Regions from separate parts of the Homo sapiens genome. Here region 2 is linked to region 1. A link is a contact called in ENCODE Hi-C or POLR2A ChIA-PET data. All regions are on one chromosome and are shown on one strand. Each heading gives the region's core, a stretch centred on a gene start or an enhancer-like site at or near the end of the contact. The rest is flanking DNA. Distances are from core to core; before and after follow the strand shown. Region 1 overlaps PPP6R2 (protein phosphatase 6 regulatory subunit 2). Region 2 overlaps PPP6R2 (protein phosphatase 6 regulatory subunit 2).

The links. Hi-C counts contacts between places; a loop is a spot of excess contacts on that map. ChIA-PET counts read pairs that join two places held with the same protein, here RNA polymerase II (POLR2A). Pooled maps may share reads with other maps.
Region 2: a loop to region 1 is called in a pooled map, with 2.4 times the contacts of the local background. The contact joins two enhancer-like sites. A Hi-C loop is called at or near these places in 1 of 37 single-sample maps with no recorded cell type and 4 of 50 pooled maps. POLR2A ChIA-PET finds 5 or more read pairs at or near these places in 14 of 52 experiments (A673, CD4-positive, alpha-beta T cell, CD8-positive, alpha-beta memory T cell and 11 more).

What each region holds. Positions count from the first base shown.
Region 1 is chr22:50,365,438-50,369,091 of GRCh38, forward strand. The region is part of intron 1 of PPP6R2 (protein phosphatase 6 regulatory subunit 2); the gene reads left to right. Among named protein-coding and RNA genes, the nearest start is that of PPP6R2, 24 kb to the left of the region's middle. Within about 2 kb of position 1,303, at least 4 of the 41 ENCODE cell types and tissues checked have a DNase peak (open chromatin) inside an H3K27ac peak, as active enhancers do.
Region 2 is chr22:50,398,135-50,401,597 of GRCh38, forward strand. All of the region lies in intron 3 of PPP6R2 (protein phosphatase 6 regulatory subunit 2), which reads left to right. Among named protein-coding and RNA genes, the nearest start is that of MIR12114, 7.6 kb to the right of the region's middle. RefSeq lists enhancers at 1-192, 1,602-2,198. Within about 2 kb of position 1,722, at least 23 of the 41 ENCODE cell types and tissues checked have a DNase peak (open chromatin) inside an H3K27ac peak, as active enhancers do.

The DNA of each region.
Region 1 (3,654 bases), core at 53-2,552:
GGAGGCCGAGGTGGGTGGATCATGAGGTCAGGAGATCGAGACCATCCTGGCTAACACGGTGAAACCTCGTCTCTACTAAAAAATACAAAAAATTAGCCCGGCGTGGTGGCGGGCGCCTGTAGTCCCAGCTACTCGGGAGGCTGAGGCAGGAGAATGGCATGAACCCGGGAGGCGGAGCTTGCAGTGAGCTGAGATCACACCACTGCATTCCAGCCTGTGCGACAGAGCAAGACTCTGTCTCAAAAAAAAAAAAAAAAGAACCATTTAAATGTCCTTATCAATTCTTTATTTATTATTATTTTTTTAGAGACAGTGTTCTGTTTGCTCTGTCACTCAGGCTGGATTGCAGTGGTGCAATCCTGGCTCACTGCAACCTCAAACTCCAGGCCTCAAGTGATTCTCCCACCTTGCTCCTGAGTAGCTGGGATTATAGACATGAGCCCCTGTACCAGCATTATCTGTTAACTCATCTGTGTCATTTCTGGGTTGGTTTTGTGTTGTTTTTCCCCTCATTATGGTTTATGATTTTTCTTTTCCTGCTCCCTTGCATGCCTAGAACTTTTTGATCAGATGCCCAGACTTTGTGAATTTTATCTTGTTGGATACTGAGCATTTTTGTGTTCCTATAAATATTCTTGACCTTTGTTCTGGGATGAGGTTCAATTACTTGGAAACAGTTTGATTCTGATAGGTCTTGCATTTCAGCTTTGTTAGGTGGAACCCTAGTAATTTTTAGTCTAGGGCTAGTTTTGCTCTGCCACTGAGGCAAACGTCTTCTGAGCATTACGTCCAAAGCCTTGTGAATTACAAGGTTTTCCACTGCAACTGGCAGGAATAGGCTCTGCGTGAGCTTTGAGGATTGTTCCCTCTCATCTTTTTTTTTTTTTTTTTTAAATGGAGTCTCGCTCTGTCACCTAGGCTGGAGTGCAGTGGTGCAATCCCAGCTCACTGCAGCCTCCGGGTTCAAGCAGTTCTCCTTCCTCAGCCTCCCCAGTAGCTGGGATTACAGGTGCCCGCCACCATGCCCAGCTAATTTTTGTATTTTTAGTAGAGATGGAGTTTCACCGTGTTGGCCAGGCTGGTCTCGAACTCCTGACCTCAGGTGATCCACCGGCCTCGGCCTCCCAAAGTGCTGGGATTACAGGTGTGAGCCACCGCACCCGGCCCCTCTCATCTTTTTGAGTGATGCTTTCCCTGGCTTGAATACCTTCCTTACACACATGCACTGATCAGTGCTTGGCTGGAGACTGGAGTGGGAGGTGTCCTGTGTGGATCTTCAGCATTTGCTGTGAGCTCTGCCCTCTGGTGTTCTGCCTGTGAACTCGAGCTACCTTGGACTGCCTGAACTCCTAGTTTTGATTTTTCAAGTCAGAGACTGCCAGCCAGCCTCCACTGCTTCTTCTTCCTTGGGCTGTGGCCTGGCTTTTCCAGCAGAAGCTGGACAACTACAGGGCTCCCTCCTGTCTTTTGTTTCCTTTTTTCAGGGACCCTTCACTGCCTGGCGTCCAGTGTCTAGTGTCTTGAAAACCATTGCTTCCCTATGTTTTCTTTTTTTTTTTTAGTTGTTGCAGATGGGAAGTAAATCTGGTCTGTTCCGTCTTGGCCAGAAACAAAAGCATAAAAAATGGAGGCTTTTTAATGAAAGCTTAAGTTAGTGTAGAAATACTCACGGGCACCTAGAAGAATGCTGACCCACTTTCTGGTTGAGATGTGGGAGCGGAGGATGCCTGGACAGGGGAGCAGAGGATGCCTGGACAGGGGAGCGGGGGACGCCTGGATAGGAGGGCAGAGGTGGCTTTCTCCCGGGTAGGCATCAAAGCACTTGGAGTATGTAGCGAAGATGATGGGAGTAGGGCTTGGAAGAAGTTTCCCTAGAAAAATCAAGGGCTACAGAATGAGATGCTGAGGGAATGATAAGAAAGCGATTGAAGTCTGCCCTCCTGAGACAGAATCTTAGGTGGAGGGCACAGGCAAAAGAAGGCTTATATCCTGCAGTGGGAGAGTGTAGGAGGCTGTGATGTTGCCGGGGGAGCAGTGGGCAGAGGATGAGGGGTGGATGCTTAGGATGTACCTGTTAAGGAGTGGGCCTGGAGCTGCCCGTCTCTCCTATGCTGTCACAGTTGCCATTCAAGGCACATAGTTAAGTAGAAAATGAAAAAGGGAGGGAAGGACCTTTGCTTCCAGTATTATTAGATGCTGTTACCAGACTGTCCCATTACAGTCCAATTAGATGCTGGATAAATTACAATAAATATAATTGCTTTATTTTTTGTTTTGTGTTGTTTTTTGAGACAGTGTAGGGTCCAGCCCTACAGGGCCTGTGGGTTTTTCTCTTTGTGTGCGGAGACGAGAGATCGTAGAAATAAAGACATAAAGCAAAGAGATAGAAGAAAAGACAGTTGGGCCTGGGGGACCACTACTACCAAGACACGGAGACCCGTAGTGGCCCCGAATGCCTGGCTGCGCTGTTATTTATTGGATACAGGCAAGGGGGCAGGGTAAGGAGTGTGAGTGGCCTCCAATGATAGATAAGGTCATGCGAGTCACGTGTCCACTGGACAGGGGGCCGGCCCTTCCCTGTTTGGTAGCCGAGGCGGACAGAGAGAGAAGAGCTTACGTCATTATTTCTTCTATGCATTTCAAAGACGTTAGTACTTTCACTAATTCTGCTACTGCTATCTAGAAGGCGGAGCCAGGTGTACAGGGCGAAACATGAAAATGGACCAGGAGCGTGACCGCTGAAGCACAGCATCACAGAGACGTTTACGCCTCCAGATGGCTGCGGGCGGGCCTGACTGATGTCAGGCCTTCCACAGGAGGTGGTGGAGCAGAGTCTTCTGTCGCTCGCCCAGGAAAGGGAGACAGACTCCCTTTCCCAGTCTGCTAAGTAACGGGTGCCTTCTCAGGCACTGGCGCTACCACTAGACCAAGGAGTCCTTTAGTGGCCCTGTCTGGGCGTGACAGAAGGCTCACACTCTTGTCTTCTGGTCACTTCTCACCATGTCCCTTCAGCTCCTATCTCTGTATGGCCTGGTTTTTCCTAGGTTATAATTGTAGAACAAAGATTATTATAATATTGGAATAAAGAGTAATGCTACAAACTAATGATTAATAATATTCACATATATCTATAATCTATTTCTAGTATAACTATTCTTACTTTATATATTTTATTTATTATACTGGAACAGCTCGTGCCCTCAGTCTCTTGCCTTGGCACCTGGGTAGCTTGCCGCCCACAATACAAGGTCTCACTTTGTCACCCAGGCTGGAGTGCAGTGGTGTGATCATAGCTCACCACAACCATGCACACTTAGGCCGAAGGGATCCTCCCACTTCAATCCTGAGTAGCTGGGACTGCAGGCGTGCACCACCACACCTGGCTAATGCTGGTGCTGTTTAGGGACACACACATTCTTCCTCCAGCTCACACTGAGTAGAATTTGTTAAGAAGATGCATGCTACAAAATCATTGACTCAAGATTAGAATAAACAGGCCCAAGATCAAAAACATTTCTTGGCCGGGTGCAGTGGCTCACGCCTGTAATCCCAGCACTTTGGGAGGCCGAGGTGGGCGGATCAGCTGAGGTTGGGAGTTCACGACCAGCCTGACCAACATGGAGAAACCCTGTCTCTACTAAAAATACAAAATTA
Region 2 (3,463 bases), core at 472-2,971, 33 kb after region 1:
CCAGCCTGGGCAATATAGCGAGACTCCATCTCTTTTTTTTTTTTTTTTTTGGTCTGAGATGGAGTCTCACTCTGTCGCCCAGGCTGGAGTACGGTGGTGCGATCTCGGTTCACTACAACCTCCGCGTCCCAGGTTCAAGTGATTCTCCTGCCTCAGGCTCCCGAGTTGCTGGGATTACAGACATGCATCACCACACCCAGCTAATTTTTTGTATTTTTAGTAGAGACAGGGTTTCACCATGTTGGCCAGGCTGGTCTCGAATTCCCGACCTCAGGTGATCCATCTGCCTCAGCCTCCCAAAGTGCTGGGATTACAGGCATGAGCCACTGCACCCGGCCCCCATCTCTATTTCTTTATTTAAAAAAAAAAACATATTAAGACTTTTTTTTTTTTTTTTTTGGAAACACAGTCCTTTCTGTCAACCAGGCTGGAGTGCAGTGGCGCGATCTTGGCTCACTGCAACCTCCGCCTCCTGGGTTCAAGCAGTTCTCCTACCTCGGTCTCCTTAGTAGCTGGGACTACAGGCGCACACCAGCATGCCTGGCTAATTTTTTGTATTTTTAGAAGAGACGGGGTTACCATGTTGGCCAGGCTGGTCTTGAACTCTTGAGCTCAGGCAATCTGCCTGCCTCGGCCTCCCAAAGTGCTAGGATAGTGCTAAGATTACAGAAGACACTTTTTTTGAGGCTAGTCAAAGTGCAGCAGTGTTTACACCTAATTGGTCACAAGCAGTTAAGATTTCTTTCTTCCTTCTTCAGTCTGTCTGCGTCACATGACTAGCCTTGTAAATAAAGTGAAACAAAAAACACTTTTTTTGAGAAATAGAATAGGGGCCGGGCGTGGTGGCTCACGCCTGTAATCCTAGCACTTTGGGAGGCTGAGGCGGGCGGATCATGAGGTCAGAAGATGGAGACCATCCTGACTAACACGGTGAAACCCCGTCTGTACTAAAAATACAAAGAATTAGCCAGGCGTGGTGGCCGGTGCCTGTAGTCCCAGCTACTTGGGAAGCTGAGAGAGTAAGTGCACTCCAGCCTGCATGACACAGCAAGACTGTCATCTCTTTAAAAAATAAAAAAAGATGGAGAAGATATAAATATATATGTAGACCAGGAGTTGGCAGACTGTATCTATGAAAAGTCAGAGAGTAAATACTTTAGGCTTTGCAGGTTGTAAGGTCTCTGTTGCAACGGCTCAACTCTGAAGTTGTAGCATGAAAGCAGCTACAGAAAATAGTAAACAAATGGATGGGGCTACATTCCAAGAAGGCTTCATTTATACAGAGCAGCACCTGTGCTTCGCGACTCTGCTATCCTTGCCTAGTGGCACTGCCAGGTTAAACACCGCCTCCCGCAACCTGTTAGCCTTGGAGGTCAGGGTTCTCCTGCAGACCTGGCAGAACACCTCCATGACCACAGGCTCAATTATGGGAGGACTCTTCTTGAAAGTGGAGAATTTGCCTGAGCTGTCTGTGCTCAAGAGAAGCTGCACTTGGTTTGGGTGGATTGGGATCAGGTAGCAGCCACTGACCCTGCTTAATTAAAGCCAGGGGCTGCTCCAGGGAGGTGAGGCCCACACGCTGCCTCTTCCTAAGGCCTCACATGCAGCTAGCCCTGCTTCTGCGGAGCAGCCCTTGGCTGAAAAGCCACTGTGACTGTAAGATGGCTGGTCACCTTCTGGAGTCAGAGCACTGCCTGCCCAGGCCACAGCAGAGGGCGCCACCCCAGGGCTGGAGGCAGCAGCAGTCACATGGTCAGCCCTAGAGCCTGGGGATGCTCCTGGTCTTTTCGTGAGCTCTTGTCTAGTTTGCTTGCCAAGATCTGGATTATTTGAGAAATAAGACAGAAGAGTCAGTAAGAGACACCAAGCTGTCGCTTTCATTACTCATAAAGCAGTGTCATTTATAACTCTGAGCTGTGGGCTTCCTCATTCCTGATTGCAGAATTAGAACTGCTCACCCAGTGGGAAGCAGCAGTGGGTCACAGCGGGCCCCCAGGAAGCACCCCCTGCCGCAGAGAGACTTGCTGCACTCAGGGCAGAACTGAAAGAAAGACAGCGTCTCCACCAAGGGAAACACTGGGAGGAAGGGAACTTTGCCATAACAGTTCCTGGGCCACTGACCATCCACTCCACATCCATTGTCCATCTCCTGTCATGGCTTCTTCCTCTTCTTCGGTTGACTTCCTGTGGTAAATTACACTCTGTTAAAACAGCTTCCTGAGATGGAGTTCGTGGGTGGTGATGTTTAGGGCATCGGGCCTGCGTGTTTGAGACCCTCTGATTAGAAGTTCAGACTGGGCATTACCCCCTGGGCTTTGGGAGCCTCCGTGTTGTCCTCTAGTCTCACAAGTCTGATGTAGCAAGCTCCTGGCTCACGTGTGTCACCTGTTTTCTCTCCTCTCTGAGGGCATTTAGGTTCTTTTCTAAGCCCTATTGTTTCTCAATTTCCCAGTAATGTGGAATTATTCCATGGGTCAGGACAGGGGATCCCCAAAGAGCATCATTGAGCCAAGAGAGTTTCATAGTCAGAGCTTGGGCGAATTTAGTAATAGGTAAGTACAAAATCAAGCAAACAGAAAAATATTGACTCTAAGGGAAAAGTTGTATAAGTAAGCAAAGATATCCCGAGTAGACAAATGAGGTCAACAGTGGATATCCATTTCTTTCATTTGTTGTTCTGGGCTCCCTGAACCCTTTTAGTCTGTACATTTGTGACATTAGCTGAGGGAAATTTCTCATATTGTTTCTTTGATATTTTCCCTCTTTTCTCTTTCTGGGACTTCTAATGAGGTGTTAGATTACTCAAATTAATGCTTTCCTTATTTTTGCTTTTAATGTTTTGTACTTTGCCTTTTTGGCCTACATCTGAGAGACTTCTTCATCTTTTAAGTTCTCATCCTTTTATTGACTTTTCAAAGTTCTACCATTATTTTTTGTTTGTTTTTTAGATGTGAGGTCTTGCTATGTTGCCCAGTCTGGACTCAAACTCCTGGGCTCAAGTGATCCTCCCATCTCAGCCTCCCAAGCAGTTGGAACCACAGGTGCCACCATGCTTAACATCTGTCATATTTTAAAATTTTATTTTTTTTTTGAGATGGAGTCTGGCTCTGTCGCCCAGGCTGGAGTGAAGTGGCACGATCTCGGCTCACTGCAACCTTCACCTCCGGGTTCACGCCATTCTCCTGCCTCAGCCTCCCGTGTAGCTGGAACTACAGACGCCCACCACCACGCCCGGCTAATTTTTTATATTTTTTAGTAGAGACGGGATTTCACCGTGTTAGCCAGGATGGTCTCGATCTCCTGACCTCGTGATCCGCCCGCCTCGGCCTCCCAAAGTGCTGGATTACAGGCGTGAGCCACCGCGCCAGGCCAATTTTTTTTTTTTTTTTCTGAGACAGAGTCTGTCTCGCTCTGTCGCCCAGGCTGGAGTACAGTGATGCGATCTTGGCTCACTGCAAGCTCT